Regions from separate parts of the Homo sapiens genome. Here region 1 is linked to region 2. Evidence: chromatin loops called from intact Hi-C (ENCODE). Cell type or tissue: Caco-2. All regions are shown on one strand. Links, peaks and the distances in the headings refer to the core of each region. The heading gives the core; the rest is flanking DNA.

Region 1 (11,583 bases), core at 3,879-8,878, 97 kb before region 2:
CCATCCTCACGGCTCACTCACCGTTTGGCAGGTTGCCAAGGCTGCCCAAGCTACAGGTCCCTCTTGTGTAACACGGATTGAGCTGGGTCCAAGCTCAGGCATGTAGGGAGAAGAACGTGTGTGCGGATGGGTACAGGTGCAGGCAGGGAGGCTTGGGGTTGAACACTAGATCTTACGTCAGTGTTTGACATGGAGCCAGTGTTATAAGTCACATTCTTCTTGGTGAGAAAGTGAAAGTAGCAAACATTTTCCTGAGATCCTACTATATACCTGGCATTCTGCTGGTTAGCAACATTTATTATATTTTATGTCTTTTTTTTTTTTTTTTTTTTTTTTGAGATGGAGTCTTGCTTTGTCGCCAGGCTGGAGTGCACTGGCGCAATCTCGGCTCACTGCAACCTCCGTCTCCCGGGTTCAAGCGATTCTCCTGCCTCAGCCTCCCGAGTAGCTGGGACTACAGGCGTGTGCCACCATGCCCAGCTAATTTTTGTATTTTTAGTAGAGACAGGGTTTCACCATGTTGGCCAGGATGGTCTCGATCTCTTGACCTCATGATCTGCCCGCCTCGGCCTCCCAAAGTGCTGGGATTACAGGCATGAGCCACCGTGCCCAGCCTATGTCATCTTGTTATTCATTTTATAATTTCAAGACGGCTCAAAAAAGAAAGAGGTGGGGAAATGTTTGTGGTGGAATCCTGGGTAGTTTGACATGACAGCAGAATTTGCTTAAAGCAAATTAAATGAAATCAGCCAGGCCCTGCAAATTGCTGTCTCCTTTTTGAGGCAATTAGACCCCACGAATAACCCAGCTCTTGTGGTCCTGCGGGACGCATTTCCCAGAGCACCTCTAGGGAAATAGGATGAGCCAATTAAGGAAGAGAGGGGCAGACCGATTGTCCTTATTGTATGTATGTATTGTTGGGAGGAGCTTTGTGTTTGCTTGGGACTCGGATTGAAGATAGCAGATGGTTCAAAGACTTGGAGTGGAGAAGGTTGGAAAAACACCAGGACCCTGTGTGGGCGAGAGAGAAGCTAAAACACCCAGAGCTGGGAGGCCAAGTCATGGATGGCCAACAGGACAGCGCTCCCAGGGCTCCTTAAATGGCTCTTTGGGCCTTCTCAGATGGTTACACAATAACAATCGACTGTGAGTTAAAGATGAAATTTTGTTCATTTGTTTGTTTTTTAAAACAGGGTCTTGCCCTGTCACTCAGGGTGGAGTGCTGTGGTGTGATTCTGGCTCACTGCAGCCACAGTACACCTCAGCCTCCTGAGTAGCTGGGACCACAGGCACATACCACCATGCCCAGCTGTTTAACGTTTTTGCTGAGACAGAGATCTCACTATATTGCCCAAGCTGTCTCGAACTCCTGGGCTCAAGCAATGCCCCGCCTCTGCCTCCCAAAGTGCTGGGATTACAGGTATGAGCACCCCTCCCAGACAAGGATGAAGTGTTTTATGCGAAGATGGTCCATTAAACCAGCTGATGTGTTATGATCAAGCACTTATCTAAATTTTCCTGAACTTTACAACTCAAGTTACTTGTGCCCGTTTGTCTCCACTCCTAAAGGAGTTTCAGGAGATAGATGTGAGAACAGGTGGCCTTTCATGAAAGTGCCATGTGCAGTAGGAAAAACCAGGCTGTGTCTGGGAAGGCTGAGGAGTGCAGCAGTGGGTGGAGACGGCCGTGCTTAGGAGCTCACATCTGCTCGCTCTTCCTTCCTTCGCCTCGTGGTGTCCTGGAAAACAAAAGATGCAGAGGAGACTGTGAATGCTTGAGTCACTGCAGTGAGGAGACTTCAGAATTCACTGGTGGTTTTCTGAGTCCCAGCCCAGCAGTAAGAGCAGTCGGGCAGTAAGAAATTTCTTGCCAATTTCGCTTCCAAAGGTGAGTTACAATTGTGATCCTCAAATAAAATAGCTCCTAGAACTTCACATTTTTCAGCGTCTTATTGTCATTGATAATCTTCAGTGGTTTCAGATGTTCAGGCCTCTCCCTCCTATGGACAGTATCACCAGTGCCTTCCAACAGTGACACTGAAGTGCGGCTTATGTCATGGACCCGGGGAATGCGGAGGAATCTGTCACATGAGACGGTTTCGGCTGGAGTATGTCAACCCTCATGGTTGCTGTTGAATTTGTTTGTGAACATTTGACTGCAGGCTGCTCTCATTCAGTGTGTGTCAACCCTTGTCTCAGGAAGGTGCTGAGCTATTTTTAACAGTAGAGTGAAGAGCTACCGCCTTGGCTCGAACCAGCTGTCCCCTACTCTCAGATGTGGACTCCCTAAAAAAGTCATAACACCATTAACAAGCAAAACCCCTAGCCAACAGGGGGTTCCTGTTGGCAGTCAGGCACTGCTGGAAGTTGTTTCCTTGTGAAAAACTATTTAATCTCCATGAGAATCCTGCTAGGTAGTTCTTGGATCATCCCAAATTTTGTAGATGTGGAAACAAAGGCATAGAGAGGTTAAAGAACTTGTTCCAGGTCACACAGCCCATGCGTGGCAGATCCTCTGCAGCTCCTGGTGCACCCTGCAGACACAGGACCCGGAGCCCCCTCCCCATCCAGGTGAGGCCCATTGCCCTGGAGAGCTCAGCCTCCAGCAGCCATGCCTTTGGGGTCCCACCTCTTTCGCCTTGGGGGTCTCCCAAGTCATCTTCATCCTTGCGTTGTAACACAGCTAAAGTTTTTATTTGTAACTAGTGGATGCCAGAACACTGCGTTGCAAGCATGTGTATAGCTTTACCCAGTGATTCCGTCATGGGGAGATTTTGCCGAAATGAGTCTTGTCCCCTTCAGTTGGTTTGAGCAGCCACCGCTGTGATGGAACCAGAGATAACACCAGGCCTGACATTTGAGGGTGTGTGTAGGTAGGTTCTTTGTGAAGAATTAACTCCCGCTCAGAAGCAACCAGTTGGAAAGCAAATAGGGGTGCTTTTCACATCCCACTTTGGTTACACGTTCTCAGTAGGTTAGGAAAGTTTAGGAAGGAACACCTGTGAGGCTGATTCTGAAATCACCCCCAGAATTACAGTTTTTGCAAGTGTAGGGCTTCCTTTTGGAGAACAAGCAGCTCCATGCTCAGCACACAGACACACACAGCCATGTGGAGTGCAGGGCGACTTCTCTCTGCTTCCAGCTGCCACTCCCTATTTCTAGCGTTGCTGCCAAGAAGATGGGTTATTAGTTTGGCCAAAGCTAATCCTAAAGGAAATTGCAGGTACCAGAGAGAGAGAAGGGAGAGCAAGAGAGATTTCAAACATGAAATCTCATTTTTAAAAATTGCATGTGTGGTTTTGTTTGTTTGATTTTAGAGCTGGGGTCTTGCGCTGTCACCCAGGCTGGGGTGCAGTGGTACGATCATAGCTTACTGCAGCCATGAACTCCTGGGCTCAAGGGATCCGCCTGCCTCAGCTTCCTGAGTAGCTGGCACAGCCACTTGCCCACACAACTAGCAAATGAAACCCCATTTTGGGTGGTCTCCTTCCTTGTTTTGAACCGGAGGCATTGACTCCATAAGTATATTTGAAAATGGAAATTTGTCCTGACGACAAAATCCCCTTCCTTATAGTCCAAGACCCTTTCCAGCTGAAAAGGTGATTGGTTGCTATCCACTTGTTATCCAAAGAAGGTAAAGATGGGGTTTGAGTTTTTAATTGATTCCCCTCTGTCTTTTGCTGTAAGTGGCTCCATACCACTTAGGTGGGGCTGTCATAACCACACGTCACTGACTGGATGGCTTAAACAACAGAATTGTATTTGCTCACAGTTCTGGAGGCTGGAAGTCCAAGATCAAGGTGTTGGCCAATTCCAGTCCTGGTGAGGGCTCTCTTCCTGGTTTGCAGAGGGCCGCCTCCTTGTAGTGTCCTTTCATGGCAGAGAGAGAGCAAGCAAACTCTGGTGTCTCCTCCTCCTTTCTTTCTCTCTCTCTCTCCCTCCCTCCTTTCCTTCCTTCCTCTCTCCTTCCTTTCCTTCTTTCCTTCCTCTCTCCTGCGTTTCCTTCCTTCCTTCCTCTCTCCTTCCTCTTCCTCATCCTCCTCCTCCCTCTTCATCTCCTTCTTCCTCCTCCTCCCTCTTCATCTCCTTCCTTCCTTCTCCTCCTCCTTTTTTTTTTTTTTTTTTTTGAAACAGGGTCTTGCTTTGTTACCCAGGCTGGGTGCAGTGGCACAATCATGGCTCACAACAGCCTCAAGCTCAGCTCCCACCTGAGCTTCCCAGGTAGCTGTGACTACAGGCATGCACCACCACACCTGGCTAATTTTTGTATTTTTTTTTGTGGAGATATGGTCTCCCTGTGTTGTTCAGGCTGGTCTCAAACTCCTGAGCTTGCAACCTGCACACATTGGCCTTCCAAAACACTGGGATTTCAGGCATGAGCCACCACTCCCGACTATCTCTTCTTCTAAGAACGTGAATCCTATTGGATCAGGGCGGCATCGTTACGACCTCATTTAACCTTAATTGCTGTATTTCCTTACTTTAACCGTGGCCACACACAGGGTTAGGACTTCGACCTGTAAATTTGGATGGGGCACAGTTTAGTCCATAGCAGTGTCAAAGCTGCCATCTCACTTAATCAGGGAAGATGTGACCAAGGATGAGAGCCACAGGCTGCCCTGAGGCACCCTGGCATCTCCCTGGTAGAAGTGGCCATTGCTTTCCAGGGCTGCCGCACTTTCTCCATTTGACCTTGCATGGCGCCAGGTTGGGAGGGAGAGCTGGTTGCCCAGACTGCCACCACCCCACCCAGCAGTCTGCCTTCTCTTTGATGTCTTTTGCTGTCTGCCCTGTCTCTCTGGAGCTCCTGGCCCCTCCCTCCTGTTGTAGGCAGTAGGCAATGGGGCTGCCCTCACTTGTCTGTGTGCCTGGTGGCGTTTGTATCTTTCTGGAAAGTATGCGTGTTTCATTTATGCATCTGTGTGAAATACAAGACATATATGTCTTCATATGTACCTGTTGCTTCCTTTGGAGCTTAGTTTTTTCTTGTTTTTTTTTTTTTTTTTTTGTTTGTTTGTTTTGACAGGATCTCATTCTGTTGCCCAGGCTAGAGTGCAGTGGCAGGATCTCAGCTCACTGCAGCCTCGGCCCCCTGGGCTAAAGCAGTCCTCCCGCCTCAGCCTCCCAAGTAGCTGGGACCACAAGTGTGCACCACCAGCCCCGTCCAGTTTTTGTTTATTTTTTGTAGAGATGGGGTGTTGCTATGTTGCCCAGGCTGCTCTCAAACTCCTAGGCTCAAGCAGTCGACCACCTGGGACTCTCAAAATGTTGGGATTACAGGTATGAGCCACTATACCTGGCCTGAAACTTTGTTTTTAAATAGTAAAATACTTGGAAGGGAATAATATAATTTATTATAGAAAATAATCAGTTCGTCAGCCAGGTGCAGTGGCTCACGCCTGTAATCCCAGCACTTTGGGAGGCTGAGGCAGGCGGATCACAAGGTCAGGAGATCGAGACCATCCTCGCTAACATGGTGAAACCCCGTCTCTATTAAAAATACAAAAAATTAGCCAGGCGTGGTAGCAGGCACCTGTAGTCCCAGCTACTCTGGCGGCTGAGGCAGGAGAATGGTGTGAACCCGGGAGGCGGAGGTTGCAGTGAGCTGAGATTGCGCCACTGCACTCCAGCCTGGGCAACAGAGCAAGACTCTGTCTCAGAAAAGAATGAGTTCACAGCCTCCATTTATCTCTCTTCTTCCCCTTCATAAATGTATATGAAATATAAACCCACAGTAGAGCATGTGGATTCTTATTTTGTCAGGATCAAATTGTTTTTATTTTCCTCAAATAACTTGGTATAATCTGCCATTCTAGTAGATTTATAGCAAAACCAAGTCCAGTCTTTATCTTTGAAATCTGGATACCTACAGTTGCTGGGGGAAAAAAACAACAGACTTTTTTTTTTCTTGAAAATAAGTTGGAAAAAAAGTTAAAAGTGTGTTTCTGAATTAGGTATTACTTCTTCGGTTATAAATGAAGAACAACCTTGAGGTAACTTAAGCAGAAAAAGGAAATTGATCCTCACATTATGGGGGTGTCTGAAACACCCGGGGTGGAATGTAGCTGAGGATGGTGAGGTTACGTGAGCCAGGCCTGTGTGGTCAGACACCCTGTCTGTTTTCCTCCCGGGCTAGCTCTTCGGTGCCTGCCGTCTTCCCTTCATCTGCAGACCTGCATGCTTAGTGTCTCCAGGCCTCTTGGAAGATGCCCATTCTCATACGTGGGCCTGGAGTCAAGGCTCACAAGGAGAGAGAAAATTATTTTATCAGTTGTAGTTCCAGGTTCCTGAAAAGGTACCTGATCGGCCCAGGTGTGCTCAGGACTCCCTCTGTCCCTGCCCCCTACTCTCCGTACAATCTGGATGTGCGTGTCTTGCTGCCAGGTATTCGTACTATTATAGTTTTACCCAGTTTGCCCGTCACCACTTGGGAATAACACCTGTGCCTGTCCTCACCTATGTGAAGCTGTAGTTTCAAAATCATCTTTGGATGACTAGAATGAACTAGAACCAAGAACAGGTACTCACTTCTCCTTTAACCTCTTTATCCCTAGCAGCAGATAACATAACACCTCATGGAGATACTAAGGTGGTTTCTTAAGTCAGATAAGAATGAACAGATTTAACTTGCTTTTTTGGTATCCATGGACACCTTAGACTGTTAGAAAACTCTCAGGATTTGTTGGAATTTAAATTGTAAACAAAACTGTTTTAAAGCATTTATTCTGAACACCTCCAACAATGGTATCTTCAACAGTGATCTTCAAACTGGATACCATTCTTATCTTCTTTTCCAAAAAGCCTCCCAAAGGTTGGGCCCTGTGGGTTGATATGAGCTGCCAGACGAGATCCGGTTTAGATAGACACAGTTAGACAATTGCTGTTGTTGGCATGTTCAGGATTAGAGCCCTATCTCCTCCGAGTCACTCAGAAGGCCCGGAAATCTAAATGTAAAACTGGAGCTGTTGTTCACTCCCCGAGAGACACCTCCAGTTTGAGAAGGTGCAGGTGACCCTCGCAGGTGCCTTTCAATGTCTGTGACTCACGAACTGGGAGTCTTTGGGTTATGGAAGAAGAACGTGATGGTAACTTGTCATCACCACCTTTGACGTTGTTTGAAGCTATGATGTGTGAGTGTCCCCATGGCTGTTGGTCTTATTCAGCCATTGGATTCAGACAAACCCTCCAGGACTCTTGGTCTTTCCAGAAGAGCTGAGCTGTCACCACTGACCTTGTGGAATGGAGGATCCCACTCTCTCTTTTCGCTTGTATCCCCTGTGACCGAAACTGAGGATCCCATTTGTTTCTGTGGAGTCGTGGAGAAACTCAGCCGGATCATCTCATGGCCAATGAGTTAACTTGTTGAAAGTCTTGAGTCCAGGCTTGACTAAAGCACACTTGAGTTACATATCAAAGCGTGAAGTTAAACCCACGCTTAGACAAATGGTTGTGTCTGAAAAAGGTTCTAAGAATTGAAAACAGCTTCAGGGAAAGGACAAAAATCACCATCTGATTATCCAGGGTTGTGGTATGTCATGCTCTTTAAGTGACAGATAGACTGCTAGATTTATGGCCAAAGTAGCAATACCAGAAGACATTCCAGGGGGATGATGACCTGATGCCATTGCAGAAAAGAAACACTTTAATATGGAGGCAGAGACAGAAGGCTCTGTGACAAATTACCTGTGCGTGCTAAACGGGTGCTTCTTCTGTGAAATCAGTTAAGGGAAGCCTCTTGGCCTCATATGACTTTTGTATTTTAGCTACTTAGTCATTAAAAGAAAACCATAGCTCTTTGAGCATTGTTATTTGGAAATTTTATGGAATAGAAAAATGTTTGATAATATTAATCATCTGAGAGAATTTGATGTCACCACCTTCCAGCCTGGGCTTTGGATTTGAGCAAACTTGAGTTGAAATCTTAGATCTGCCACGTAATAGCTGGGGCAGTTATCAACCTTCCCTGCTCTTCAGTTTCTTCCTCCAGTACTTCCTGGTGGGGTTTCTGTGAGGGTTAAAATGGGTATTGTTTGATTGAAAAGTACCTAGCACAGGGCCAGGAGCGGTGGCTCACGCCTTTAGTCCCAGCACTCTGGAAGGCCGAGGCTGGCGGATCACCTGAGGTCAGGAATTCGAGACCAGCCTGGCCAATGTGGTGAAACCCTGTCTCTACTAAAAATATAAAAATGAGTGGGTCATGGTGGCAGGTGCCTGTAATCCCAGCTACTCCGGAGGCTGAGACAGGAGAATCACTTGAACCTGGGAGGCAGAGGTTGCAGTGAGTGGAGATTGCACCATTGCACTCTAGCTTGGGTGACAAGAGTGAAACTCCGTCTCAAAAACAAACAAACAAAAAAATGTGCCTGGCATAGGACTTAGGAGAGAGTCAGCACCACCTGAAAGGCACTCCAGGAAAAATACTGGCAATGTGAAGGATTGTTAGTGACATGATGCCACTTCCAGGGTGAACACCAGCCTAGCTCCAGCCCAAATCCACATGCTTCTGGGAGCACTGGGATTTGGACTGCAGTTCATCTTGCTTGCAAGAGCCACCATGCTGCACCATCATCCCTCTCACTTGTCAGTGCTCCTTAGCCGTCAGTGCTCCTTAGCCGAGTACAGTTCTGACTGCCATGCGACCAAGACCCGGAGCTTACATGCTCCTTATTGGAAACAGAAGGAAAACTCTTGTGTGATAGGAAGAAGGCACTGAGTAGAGGCTGTTCCCCGGGAATTATCCAAGAATCACAGCTCAGCCGAGGACTTTCTGGTACTGTGCATTTCAGATTTTAAATTTCACGGTTATAATAACCATCTTGCACAAAGGCAGCCGAAACCCAACCAACTGAAAACACGGGCACACACATACCGTATATACCACGCATACATGCATGTCAGCCACACACAGATGATTTGCCTAGAAATTTGTTTCTCCAGACCTTTTGGCAGAATAGCTATTTGTCATGGGAGAGGGAGGAAAATATTTGCATTCGTAATAGGAAGAGTTTATGGTTGTGAATAAGCTCATGTTTGAAAAAACAGTAATATTAGATATATGGTTGCTGGCACTACACAATTGCAGGATGTAATAGTGGCTACTAACATTAAACATTACTTAAAATTACATGCATTATAGAAATGGGGATATTTATCTCATGTTTAATGATCCGTGGTGAAAGGATTTGTTGCTTACAATCCTTAAAATGATCAATATATTATTTTAACACTTTTAAAAGGGAGTTGGTTTTTTGGTTGTGAGTTAGGAGCAGTTGTCATGCACATATTTTATAATAAAATTTTAGATTTGTTGCCACAGTTTCATTAATATATTTAAGCAGGTGTGCCCAGGTAGTGGAATCAGAAAGGCAACTCGATTTTATTTAAAATATGGTTCAAGTGGTCTCTGTAATGAGAAATTCACATGGCTTTTTTTTTTTTTTCTAATGAGTTTCCTGCTGGCTTCGGAGATGTGGTTGTTTACAGTAGAAGTATTTTTTTTTTCCATTTGAGGCTTCCATTATTATTATAAGATCAATAATAAATACACTGAATTTATGTCTGTTAAATATTTTTAGCCTGCTCCTAACACATGAAAATATTACATACCTGTTTTGATCTATTTGTATTCTGTTCCTTCCAAGTTTTTCTATTTTAAAGGAAAATTCTTGAAGGCCACCTTTTAAGGTTTCTCTAATTGGCACATCTCTGGTCATTAACTTTTTACTTTTAAAGGAGAGCAGAAAGACAGATTGTAAAAACAAAAAGTAGATATCTAGTTTATTTTGCTACTTGATAAGAAAAAAATCTCCAATTCTTGCATACTATTTGCAGTTAACTTTATTCAGCCTTTAGAGGAAAATGTCTCTTCCTTTCCAGAATTCAAGCCCCATAATTTTGTCTTCCTGTTGAGTGTCAACAATTTTTTTAAAGCCTATATGAGGAAGCTAACTTCCGAGCAATTAAGTACTCAAGAACCAGAATTGAATTTAGTCATTTTTATATTTATAACTAATACACATTTTGAGTTTCATCACAACTTGAACTATGTCTGAGGAGTTGCACATGAAGGATTTTATTACTTGATTAATATATTAAATGCACTAGGAAAATTTCCTCGTAAAGTTTCATTAAAGAGTTAAGATAGTCCTTTATTTCATGCGTACATTGAAGTTATGTATAATGGTGGCTGTGAAATGTTTTCTAAATTTCAGGTGGCTCTTGATTTTCTTTGTGTTTTCATTTGTGGCTTGGAAAGAAAAACAAAGGTCAAGTTACTCTCATCCTTTATCACCCAGTGTTTCATGAAGGAAGCCTCATTTTCATGAGGAAATCTTGGCGTGTCTACTCCAGCTTGTGTATTTTGGCAGTATGGAAAAGCGAAACACGGTTCCTGCTGCGCCCACTGCTTTTTGTGTAAGATCTATTTTGTATTGGGTAACCTTGGCATTCAGTGTTTTCACATTTAATTCGTAACTGTCTGCAAGTTGTTATGAAGCTGAAATTGATGATCCATCAGTTCAGTCTAAAGAGCGTGTTGGAATCATGATTTGATATTTTCTGGAAAGAGTTTACTTTTTGAAAGGATGCCCTTAGCTCTTTTTCTAATGTCTTCAGAAGAAAAAAAATGGTTTACTATTTTCAGAAAAAAAAGGCGATGTACTCACTGGTCTATTTTCTGTGATCAAAATGTGTTGACCACCTACCCCTGGTGTGTGTTTCTGAGCGTCCTTGGCAGCCTCTGCCTTCACAACCATTCTCTTTTCAAATTCCTCTCCTTTTCCCTTTCCCGTTTGTGCTAGTAAAGACTCTTGGAAGCATCAGGCCCTGATGAGCTGAAGCCCCCATTCCAGGGGTCTTTGGCTGCTGCATTTCTGACTTGAGCCACACAGCGAAGACCTTCTGACCTATGGCTTCTGACCTATTGGCCTTCATGGCCCATGGCTGCCTTCCGAACTATTATTTATGGTGGGCATTGAGGGATTCTGTTTGTTGGCCATGCCTTAATGCTCTGTTTTTTGAGGCCTTAACACAGTAGTTGAAATTTCTTGGCCAAATTGGATAGAGAATGTGAAATAGATACTGTAGAAGCACTTCAGAACACTCTGTCATGAACTATGGGATAATAATGAAGACTTCCCAGACTGACTGGTAAGTAGTCCGTAAGGAAGACTTGTGGAAATAAACCCTGAAAAATATGGTTTATGCATTTGATGTTGGAATAGAAGAAATTATTTTGTTTCTATGTTTCAACAGCCTATCTTTCCATGAGTATTGAAAACAGTGCTTCTATTTTTTACATTATTGGATTCATCTTTACACTCAAGTGATTACTAACTTGGTTAATAAAACTGTTGTGTTTTCCTTTTCTTTTTTTGTCTTTGTCACGGCTCTCTATCTCATATGTTCTGTTTCTGGTACTCTATCATCTGTACGACACTGCTGAAAGTGAAGGCTCCCACCTGACGCCCCAGCTTGCTGATTAAATTTAGGTTAGGCTGATGATTTAAGGAGTAAACCATCTCACCAGCACTGTTCCAGTTCTTCACTGGTGAACCAATGGTAATGTCTGGGTTGAGAGTTACAA
Region 2 (11,583 bases), core at 2,139-7,138:
AAAGAGTAGGGGCTTAGGAAGGCTTTGAGGGGTGCTGGTAATATTTTACTGGTGCTTGCTTTAAGTCTTTTATGAAGTACATACATGCCTTGTGCAGTTTTCTGTATTCTATTCCAGTGTTTAAAACATGCTTTGAAAAAGAGATGTATGTGGCGTGTGCATGCGCACACACACACTTTTACCTTATCTTGAATTATCATAAGGATCTGTTTTAATACATGAAATGCCATTTAAACAAAGACATCCAATGAATAATTAAAATAATAGAAATGACCTAAGTGTCCATCAATAGCAGATTGGTTAAAAATTATCTTAAGCCTGTCCATTAAATACCAAATGAAACATTAATGTGAGAGAAGAGGGAGGTACAAAAAACCAGGAAAAGCTTTATGGACTGTCACATGCAGAATCCTCTACACCTTTACCTAAAATAGAAGGTTTTGTAGACAAATCCTATGGCAGTTTTTTAAAGACAATTATATGGAGAGAGACACATGGGGAGTTGATTGTCTACTAAACATGCATTTGAAAAATGCCAGGAGAAAATAGCAAAAAGTTTTTGGCAGAAATAGAACCCGTTATGGGCTGTATCCTCACTACCAGTGAGAATTTGGTTTGGAGTGGCCTCAGGGGCCCTCAGTGACTGTAGGGCCTGAAGGAGCCCTATGTGAGGTTGTCCTGCCTCTGGTGATCCCAGACTGTGGCATTCAAGCGTCGGTTTAACAGCTAAGCAGAGCTGCTTTCTGTGTTGTGAAGCCAATATGCTGGGGCAGCGGGAGTTCTCTGATCTCCCTAAGTGATGTCCGGCTTTGTACATTTTTTATACCTGGAGGATAATTCATGTGCAATTCTCCTTCCCTTGAGAGAGGGAGGTGACAGGCATTACTGAGAGGCCCCAGTGGGGAGAGCACAGCCAGAATTGGAGAAATAATAGGTACAAAGTCAGCCTCGCTGGAAATGGGAAAAATTGAAAATGCCACGTTAGCAAGAGTCTTGGTATTATGAATATAAGAGAAATGTCACTTTTCAAAATTAAAAATAAAAATGTGGGCACAGTGGCTCATGCCTGTAAATCCCAGCACTTTGGGAGGCTGAGGCAGGAGGATCACTTGAGGCCAGGAGTTCGAGAGCAGCCTGGGCAACATAGCAAGACCCCATCTCAACAAAAAAACATTTAATTAGCCAGGCATAGTGATGCAAACATGTGGTCCCAGCTACTGGAGAGGCTGAGGCAGGAGAATCACTTCAACCCAGAAGTTCAGGGCTGCAGTGAGCTATGACTGTGCCACTGCACTCCAGCCTGGGTGACAGAACAAGACCCTGTCTCCAAAATTAAAATTAAAATTCTACCAAATGTAACTTTACCTTCCCCAGGTTGACCTAGAACCTTTCACGTGTGTTCTGCCTGTGTCTCATCATTCATACAAAGTTGAATGATGCTCTCATAATGGGGTCAAAGACCTTACAACTCTGGAGAACCCATTTGGCAGTTTGTTCTCTGGCCAGCGAGACATGTGTTAGTACCGTCTTAGGCAAATCTTCCTGGAGGCTCAGGGCATCTTGAGCTGATGTCACTATAGCAGTCTCAGTGCATGTGGCAGTTGATTTAAATAAGGTTGGAGAGGCCACACACAGGAAATGTCATCAGTTTGCAGTACCCTGAAAGCCCTTCATGGTGGCTTTGGCTGGCTCCCCATTGGAGGGCGCCACCAGAGAGAAATGCAGAGAGCTGTCTAATACGACTCATTTTAGGAGTAAATGCCGTACGCGTGGATCTTCCATGGCCATAAATCTTTACCTTATCTGTGAAAGAGTAGTGAGTTGCTTAAAAAGCAGTTGATATAATTTGATTCCCAGAGGGTTTTCAGTAGAGTATCTTTCTAAGATCCATAATGTAACCCATGTTTTACAGAAAGACATCAGAAGCATGTAAAGTTCTCAAAGCTAGAGAGAAAGCAGATAGTCAACAAGCAGCTCCATCAGTGGGACCTGCAGTAGCCTTTCAACAATAGACCTAAACCAAATACACGACACTGGTCAGGGATCATTGGAAGGGGCTGCAGTGAAGTTAAGCTAATCAATTACTCAAGAACATGATGAGGAGGACCTGGTGTGGCAGGAATTCCAAGGGAAAAAGGCTGAGTGTGAATGAGTTTAGTATGAGCCATAGACCAACACAGAGAGAAACCAGTGTCTCTCTAGATCTGCACCTCTCAGCATCGGCTCCTCGTTGAAGTTACCTCAAGCAGCCTGATATAACCCAGCCCTGTTATATCAGAGTCTCTGAGGGGTAGAACCAATGCATTCGTAGGTTCTAAACTTCCCAGGTGATTCCAAAGTGTAGCCAAGGTCAAGAACATTTGCCCTAAAATGCCTCATTAAAAAGAGCCCAGAGCCTAGAAAAGGATGGCTCCTTCAAAATTCAAGGTTCGGCACTCCTGCAGAGCACTACACCACACTCGGCTTTCACGTGTCAAATGGGATGAGAATGCATTCCATTAAAACAAAATGACTGGATGAGAAGAGACTTTCCAAAGCATGATGGCTCCCATCAGGTACCTGCAGTCTGGTCCTGTGGGAAAGGGCATACGCATCTTCTTAGTGGAACCAGAGGACAAAATTGAAACAATGGAGTGAATTTCCAAAGAAGCACAATGTCTGAACACAGAAAAGGATTTCTGAAGCCTAAGTGCAGCGTGGCAGTGAGAGTCTGCCTTGTGAGGTCAGGAGCTCCTTCATCTCAGGGGTGCTCCAGCAGAAACTGACTGTTCATGTCCAGACAGGATTTGTCTGTGGAGCAAAACCCCAAACCTGGCGGTGCCTCAGGGTCACTGGGCTTGGGAACTGGAGGGGGCTTTGAAAAAGGCAGATTGCCAGGCCCTATCCAGTTCTCTTGAATCAGAGCTTTATTAAGAGTGAGACTCAGGAATCTGTGTGTTTTAAGTACTTCTTGGGGTGATCGTGATGAATACCTTTTCTGCAACAACCGACCCTGCAGTGCCTCTGACAGTGCTAACAGTCTATGATTCCTTGGTTTGCATGCCATAGACTGGTTATAACTCTTGTTTCTTTAGTCTACAAGCAATGCATGAAGGAATATATTAATGAATGAATGAGTGAATGAATGAATGAATGAGTAGGTGAGTGTGTGCGTGGCAGGCTTTGCCCATGGGGGACTTGCACTCTCAAAGGAGGAGGCAGGCACATAGGGCACAGAGAGCCGTGTCCTCTCACAGGTGTGGGTGTCACATCCAGGGTGGTCATGGAGCGTTGCTGCCAGTTCTGTCCCTGAGGACACACATGTACCATCATTGCCTATACAGAACAGGCAACCCTTGGGCTAAATCTGTTCAGTGAGAAGAATGGATCACAGGGAAGATTATTAAGAAAGGATTCACCCTGGCTACTGACTGACAGACTGCGCATGTGTGTGTTCAGTGCATGTATGTGTACCCATGCCTTTCCTCACGTTGCCGTGATACGGAAGCGCAGGTTGGCTCCTGTCGATTGGGATGGGTAAGATCCGAATTCGAGGTCACACCCCCGCCATGGGGCTGTCTTCAGCTGTAGGTGTGGGCCTCGTTGAACCGCATTTCCTCCTGGGTGAAATGTGGATGGCATCTCCCATGCAGGGTGTTACGCAAATGGCACAGTGTCTGGAAGGGGCTTAGTATACTGCGCTGCGCAGAGAAAGCGGGGAAGCTGATCATTTTTTAAAAATTAACTTTTTATTTGGAAATAATTCCAGAGAAAAGTTGCCAAGACAATAGTGTTTCTGTATGGTCTGCACCCATCCTCTTCCCGTTAACATCTTATGTCACCATAGGAGAGTCGGCAAAACTAAGAAAACAACGTTGGTATGTTACATTAACTAAAGTCCAGATTTTATTCCATGGTAATATTTTCAATGATTATCATTAATGGAAAGAGATCTAAAGTATAATATGCAGCAAAAGTTCCCCAGAATTTGGTATATAAGTGATCTAGTGAGTGTGACCTTCCCTTCGCAGTCCTGCATGAGACTGCAATATACTTCCATCAACAGTGGGGAAATTACAGGGCAGAGAAAGTCTCAGGAAGTTTTCCGGAATGATTAGGCTGAAGCTCAGTTCAGCAAACACACCTGCCCCTATCCAAATGTCACCTTCTCCTGAGTAAACACACCTGAGAAGGAGATGGACGCCCAAGGCCTGCTTCTTGCTGGCAAAGCCACATTACCTGCTTTCTTCAAAAACAAGGAAACTGGTTTGGTGAGTTCTAATAACTTCAGGAGTTCTTTTCCTTGTGAAAGCAAGAACAGTTTACTCAGCTGTTCAAATGAGTTCAGAGAAAGCCACTTAACAACCTTTGGCGTGCAGTCAGGACTCCCAAATGCCAGCCCTGAGGTGACTGGCAGAGGCTGAGTGCAAGGTGGCCAGCTGGGTTCCCCGAGACAGGTGGAAGGCCTGCTTTGCTACAGAGTGCCTTGGTAGATTCTGCAGGGTACAAAACTCCACTTACGAGCCAGCTGGGAGCTGGGAGACAGCAAGCAGTCAGTCGTACAAAGAGGCCCTCGGAATTGGCTATGGGGTGCACGCAGTTTTCATGGAGGATCAGCTGCATGTTTTAGGAGAAACTTTGGCCAGAGTCACGTGGAAAGCATGCGGGAGACTGGCTGGGAGGACCAGACTGACTGAATGTCGAGATATCACTGAGCAGCCAAGGCTCTGTGAGACAGTGAGGAAGGAGAGGGGAGGCCACCTAGAGTTTTGAACACAGTCAGCTCAGAGGATGGTCATGAAAATGGGAGGGAAGTCAAAGAAGCCAGGAAGAAAGAAGCATACAAGTACGATAAGGGAAGATGAGCTTGCTTTGGGAATGATAATTTTGAGGGCCCTGTGATAAAGTGCTCCAAACAGTTGGAAATGTGGGTCCCAGGCTTTGGAAAGAAATGAGGCAGAAAGGTGTAGGTTTGGAAGTTATCCACAAGAAGAATCAGATCTTCAAGGAAGAGAACATTAAGAGGAAAAGAGAGCTGAGGGCAGAATCTTCTCGACTATACCTTTATGGCAGCTTGCTTTCCATAAACGTAGATCATGGCAGCATAAAAACCAGCAAAGGAAACAGAGGCCACCAGAGGTTTGAAAAAAAAAAAAAAAAAAAAAAAAAAAAAGAACACATGGGGGTGGAGGGTCCAGAAGATAGCCGGTCTTGGAGAATGGCAGCCAGGAGGGCAAGGATGGTTTGAGGAAGGTAGTTCCTGGTGTACAGGAGCAGACTCCGGGCAGGAGGAAGTCCTGCAGGGGTAAGAGATGTGAGAAGGGTGTCCTGAGGGATTGGAGATCCCTCCAGGGCAGAGAGGGGGCTCTTTCAGGGATGGGACACTCTCACAGCTGCTGTCAGGAGTTTCACAGAGGGAGCAGCATTGTGTTGCCGTGATGCTAGGTGGCTGAAATGGAGATGACTAAGGTCAGAAAATTGTTTTGCTGCCCAGAAAAATGGAGCATCTTTATAGAAGCACCAGTGAGCCATCATAGAATAAAAATGAATTAAATACTTTTCTCATCATTCTACTAGCTCTCTGAAGCTTCAAGTGTTTGTGCTAGGTATCATTAAAAGAAAAATCAGTGTTCATAGCAGCTTTATCCACAGTAGCCAAAAGGAAGAGGTAACCCAAATGTCCATTGACATGAGTGGCTAAACAAAATGTGTGATCGAATATCCTTTTATTTATTTATGTTTTTATTAGTTTTTTAGAGACAAAGTCTCGCTCTGTTGCCCAGGCTGGAATGCAGTGGTATGATCATAGATAACTTCAGCCTTGAACTTCTGGCTTCAAGCAATCCTCCCACCTCAGCTTTTCAAGGTGCTAGGATTATGGGCATGAGCCATCACACTTGGCCTTGTTTCCTTTTTAAGCATGAGTAAAATTACATGTTTATTTGTTTGTTTTGTTTTGTTTTGTTTTTTGTTTTTTTTTTGAGATGGAGTTTCCCTCTGTCACCCAGGATAGAATGCAGCAGTGTGATCTTGGCTCACTGCAACCTCCGTCTCCCAGGTTCAAGCAATTCTCCTGCCTCAGCCTCCCCAGTAGCTGGGATTACAGGCGTGCATCACCACACCTGGCTAATTTTTGTATTTTTAGTAGAGAAGGGGTTTCGTCATGTTGGCCAGGCTGGTCTTGAACTCCTGACCTCAAGTGATCCACCCGCCTTGGCCTCCCAGTGTTGGGATTACAGGCGTTGAGCTTCCACGCCTGGCTAGATTCCATGTTCTTGAGCATAGCTTTGAGCTAGTTTTTCTTGGATTTTCTGCCTTAGTCGTGACTATATAGCTCACAGTGCTTTGAGAGCAAGCTGTTTCCCTGAGACGAGTGAAACCGTTTTGCCAATTGCCAGAATTGCAGGTGGGTTTCTACTAGAAGACACTTGAGAGAAAGCCCTCTCCGGGTCACTAGACGAGTCTGACACAGCTCTTCTCTTCTACTGTATTTTAATATGTGCCCTGTTGATAACAGGAATGATACCGGGGCTCACCTGGATGCTATCAAACCTGCCTGTGACCGGGTTGTCACTTTGGATCCTCTTATTCAATTCGACCTGGTGGTAAACCTCAGGAAGGCAAGAAAGAAGCTATAGCTTTGAGCAACCTAAGAGTGTAATTGACAGACTTGAGGGTGGCTGAGAATGGGAGGGCTTCTGTCTTCTGTGTTTCCCGCAGCTGCCAAAGGCGCGGCGTTCCCGGCCCATTGAAGATGCCTCTCGCACAAATGTCATCTTGACAAGTGGGCATGTGAATTAATGCTAAGACCAATGGGACTTTAATGAAAAATCCACATATATCACATGTGGCTGATACATATGTCATACACAATATGTTAGGTCAGGCACAGTGGCTCACGCCTATAATCCCAGCACTTTGGGAGGCCGAGGTGGGTGGATCACCTGAGGTCAGGAGTTCAAGACCAGCCTTGCCAACATGGTGAAACCCCATCTCTACTAAAAATAGAAAAATTAGTTGGGCATGGTGGCAGGCACCTATAATCCCAGCTACTCGGGAGGCAGAGGCAGGAGAATCACTTGAACCCAGGAGGCAGAGGTTGCAGTGAGCCAAGATTGCACCACTGCACTCCAGCCTGGGTGACAGACGAGACTCTGTCTCCAAAAAAAAATACACACACACACACACACACACACACACACACACTCTGTTACTCTGGCTAATTTGTTTGCTTTTGGAACCCAGCCACCCTCCCCACCCGATATATTAATGTAGGATCCGTCTGTTCCCACTTACTCATTTCACACTATGCTTTTCACTTACATAGACACACAAACATACATAATTTCATACTTTTTTCCATTTAGAATCATAGAGACTGCAGGGAATAGTGAGGACAATGATGTGGTATTGGTGTTGCAAGTGAAGACTAAGAGGCTTCAAAAAAAGATCTATTTTCGGGGTGGAGCAAGCATCTAGAGATAGAGCAGGGGGACAAAAATGAACCCTCAAGCTCCAAGCTGCACCGCTGGCATGTGTGCTCTGAGGAGATGGCTCTTCATGTTGTGGCAAGGAGAGAAGGGGAGAGCTGGGTGATGAGTAAACACACTTGGGTTTACATTGGGCCCATGGGGTATGCAGTGTGCCAGTCACTGCCCTCTTTCATGGTTAAGGAATCTCCCGGGGCACTTCACCACAGCCTGGCCAAATGTTACTGCCTTCCAGAAAACACGCCCTCTCAGAGGGAGCCCGCACCCTAGGGCTCGTGATGCTTTAGAGGACAGTTGGGAGATTTTATTGCCACCAAGGTCACCAGCACACTGTGAACTGTTTATCTGATGTTCTAAATGGGCTTTATGTTGACCCTGAGGTTGGGATGGTGAATAGGAGGGCAAAGTATTGATTTATCCTGGCTGGCTTTGCCCCTGCCTGCGACGACAGCCCACAAAAGTGTTTCCTGGCAGTTGGAGACAAAACTCGTCATACAGGCTGTCCTTCTGCCTCCTCTTAGGGGGGTGATGGGCAGAATACTCACAGTCCACCCTTGGAGGCAACCTTGCTGTTGGTCAGCCGCCCACCCACAGTTGGTCATTTTCATGTCCTTTACTTCTTCCCTGTCCTCAGTCTGCTGCTGAATGACTGACCAGCTCACGTTGTGGTGAACGAAGTTTTGATACGAGGTCAGGAAGACTTGAAAATTCATGACGTGTGTGGGTGTGTGTTGCGTCCTTTGCTGAGGTGATGTGTAGTTGCTCCTGGGAGTAAGTTAATCACATTGCACAGGTCAGAATTGAGCAACCAGGCAGCTTCTTAGCAGACTTTACATGGTTTTCCTAAGTGAAATTGTCAAAAGAATTTTCATCTTGGTTGCTGTGTGGTAATTACCCAGGCAATAAATATGTGGCCCTGCCTTGCAGACAAGGACCCCTTTCTTGTGAGGTTAACATCCAGAGGACGTGGTGGAAGAGTTATAATTACTTTTTCATGTTCTTGATAATACAGTGACCTTTTAGCCGTTCATAATAGAAGGAACACTTTGGCTTTATACATTTGGAGGCAGTGACATGTAGAGGAAATAAAACCATGAGGATGTTTCTAGATGGGCAGCAGGAATTTGGATTTTGTCCCCGGTCCCTGGGGCTGTGTCCTGTGTATTTGGACCCAAGCAGGGCTGGGACTTGCTATGTGAGCTGGGGTGGGGACAGGATGGGACGAGAAAGACAGATGTGCTTGTGTTTGCAGTGACTTTAGAGGCCTCCAGCCTGTACTCACCACATCGCGTAGAGCTGACCCTCTTTACAATTAGGGATTTGCATCTTCCAACTGCACAGAGGTCTGATGGTGCCAACCCAGAGCCTTCTCTACCATGAACGATGCTGGGGACTTAGAGAGATACGGATGTGGGAAGGAAGGTTCTTTTGACTTTGAAGCTTTAACATCAGTAGATAATAAATAGTTGGCAAAAGAATAGAGAAAGTGAAATAGATGACATTTGGCTTCCATCTCATTCCCCACCGCCCTCGCCCAGCGTCCTCTTCCCAGCCCTTCATTTTCTCTTGGGTAGGGGTGTGTCTATGAGAGAGAGGATATTGCTTGTTACTGATGGAAGCCAGAATCCTCCCCATTTCTTCTCCCGCAATCCAGACTCTCACTAGAATATCTAAATGATGTCCTCTGAACTTAAGTCCTTTATTTCTGTATGTTCTCAAATGGCAGATCCATTCAAAAAATTCTGGAGCCAATTATTTAAGTTCCAGATAACAAGGCCAGGCAATGTGGCTCATACCTATAATCCCAGCACTTTGAGAGACTGAGGCAGATGGATCGCTTGAGTCCAGGAATTCAAGGCCAGCTTTGACAAAATAGTGAGACCCCATCTTTACAAAAACAAACAAATTAGCTGGGATGATGGTGCACACCTCTAGTGGCTACTCAGGAGGCTGAGGCAGGAAGATTGCTTGAGACCAGGAGTTGGAGGCTGCAGTGAGCTATGATGATACCACCACACTCCACCCTGGGTGACAAAGCAAGACCCCATATCTTTAAAAAAAAAAAATTTTTTTTAAGAAAATGGAGGAAGAGGATTTGGTGTTGGAAATAAGATCCTAAAATCTGGAACATTTTGTGTTTGAGATAGGAGATATGGGGTCATTCACATGGAGTGCTCTGGATGGTCTAAGAAATGCATTACCTGGGTCAGCCGTGGTTTGGCATCATGAACCGAAACCACGGCAAATAGGAGGGCTTGTATAGGAAGAAGTAGAGGGTGAAAAGAGAGGACAACCAAAGGATTCCCAAAACACACAGATAGCTTGGGAGCAGCCTGAAGGAGGTGGCCACGAGAATTGAAGGGCTGGCCTGAAGATTAATGAGGGAGTCTGGAGAGGAAAGCTTCCCGTAGCAGATGAGCTTGGAGGGCCACGCAGTGGGGCCGACCAGCCCGGAGAGCCCGAATATAGGAGGAGGGGAGGTGGGCTCTGGTGGTTCAGAGGTTAACAGCTATCTTCCCAGAACCTTTTCAGGGGAGCAGTGGGGAGAGATTCGTTTAATTAGCAGAGGAGCGGTGCCAATTAAAGCAGCTAAGAGAACGCAGAGGACTGAGGATGCTGTGTTGGTGGAAGAGAATGGACCAGGTTGAAGACCACCAGCACACAGGGCAGCAACGAAGACCCAGGAAGGAGCTTGGGGAGCCTGGGGGTGCTCTCTTTTCTTTGATTTTAGAGAAGCTTTAATTACCTAAAAGGTTTGGGTGCCCTCAGTCTTTCCTGTGATGTAATTTGCACTATATGCTTAGTTGGAACCAATAGAATAAATAATGCTGTTGATTGCCTGGAATGTGAAGCCAGGAGCAACCTGTTTCTACTCACGATGACTTTTCTACCTCCTGGGTTTGCTTAATTAAGCGTGTGCATCCTCCTTGCCCTCTTCTGTTCGTCAGAAGATCCTTGATGTATCGGAGATTGAGTCAACAGTCAGGAAGGCTCTGAGTGTCCCAGTGGAAGCCATTTCTCGCGTTGCCGGAGGGTTCTTAGCCACCATATCTGTGGGGTGTCTATTAGTCAGGGTTCTCTAGAGGGACAGAGCTAATAGGATAGATGTATATATGAGAGGAGTTTATTTAGGAGTATTGACTCACACGTTCACAAGGTGAGGTCCCACAATAGGCTGTCTGCAAGCTGAGGAGCAAGGAGGCCAGTCTGAGTCCCAAAGCTGAAGAACTTGGGGTCTGATGTTTGAGGGCAGGAAGCATCCAGCACAGGAGAAAGATGTAGGCTGGGCAGCTAGGCCAGTCTAGTCTTTCCATGTTCTTCTGCCTACTTTTATTCTGGCCACGCTGGCAGCCGATTAGGTTGTGCCCACCCAGATTGAGGGTGGGTCTGCCTTTCCCACTCAACTGACTCAAATGCTAATCTCTTTTGGCAACACCATCACAGACACACCCAGGATTGATACTTTACATCCTTCAATCCAATCAAGTTGACACTCGATATTAACCATCATAGGGTGTATGTAGATCCCGGGTCCCTCCTGACTTCAGTTGCCGGGTATTTTTTTCCACTTTGAAGATCTCTCACTTCCTATTAGAAGCCTAGTGCCAGTTTTGTTTGTTTGTTTGTTTGTTTGTTTAATTCGTTCCTTTCATGTAAGTTGGCTTCTGGTTTTCCTGAACAGTTGGTTTAAAGATAATTGCCAGGTTGATTGTTGAAAACCATGTTTTAATTGTCTCTGGGAAATTCCTTTCTCAGTGATGGGAAAGTCAGCAGCTATGCACTGGCACAACGGTTAGGCGTGTGGCCTGGGAAACTAGAGCTGGCTCCTGTGCGAGTTCACACCTCGTGATAACAGATATCAGAGAAGTTCGTGGTTTCTTCATGCTTCTGTCTCCTTCACTATAACATGAGGGTGATAGTGGTACCTGCCTCAGACGGTTTCTATGAGGACTAAAAGGGCTCATGACTATAATTAACTTAGCATGGTGTCTGGTACATGGACAGTACTTAGTAAATACTCACTACCATCCATGTTTTTATATTTCTCTCTGCGTTGATCCGTTGAAAGGTGTACGTGTACCCCAAACCTCACTGAAAGTGCCCACAGCTTTGC

What was found. Hi-C counts contacts between places; a loop is a spot of excess contacts. Peaks named below come from ENCODE experiments on the same cell type or tissue, not always from the same donor. Only the 100,000 strongest peaks of a DNase experiment are listed, where the experiment ranks them.
Region 1: it touches region 2 in a loop (8-fold over the local background); 1 of 110 quality-filtered maps calls a loop at or near these places.

What each region holds. Positions count from the first base shown.
Region 1 is chr13:98,313,963-98,325,545 of GRCh38, forward strand. All of the region lies in intron 2 of FARP1 (FERM, ARH/RhoGEF and pleckstrin domain protein 1), which reads left to right. Among named protein-coding and RNA genes, the nearest start is that of MIR3170, 110 kb to the left of the region's middle. RefSeq lists an enhancer at 1,791-2,433. In Caco-2, for the core only: no CTCF peak of the experiment used is centred there; a DNase peak (open chromatin) is centred at 6,849.
Region 2 is chr13:98,412,333-98,423,915 of GRCh38, forward strand. The region is part of intron 16 of FARP1 (FERM, ARH/RhoGEF and pleckstrin domain protein 1); the gene reads left to right. Among named protein-coding and RNA genes, the nearest start is that of FARP1-AS1, 18 kb to the right of the region's middle. In Caco-2, for the core only: no CTCF peak of the experiment used is centred there; a DNase peak (open chromatin) is centred at 4,179.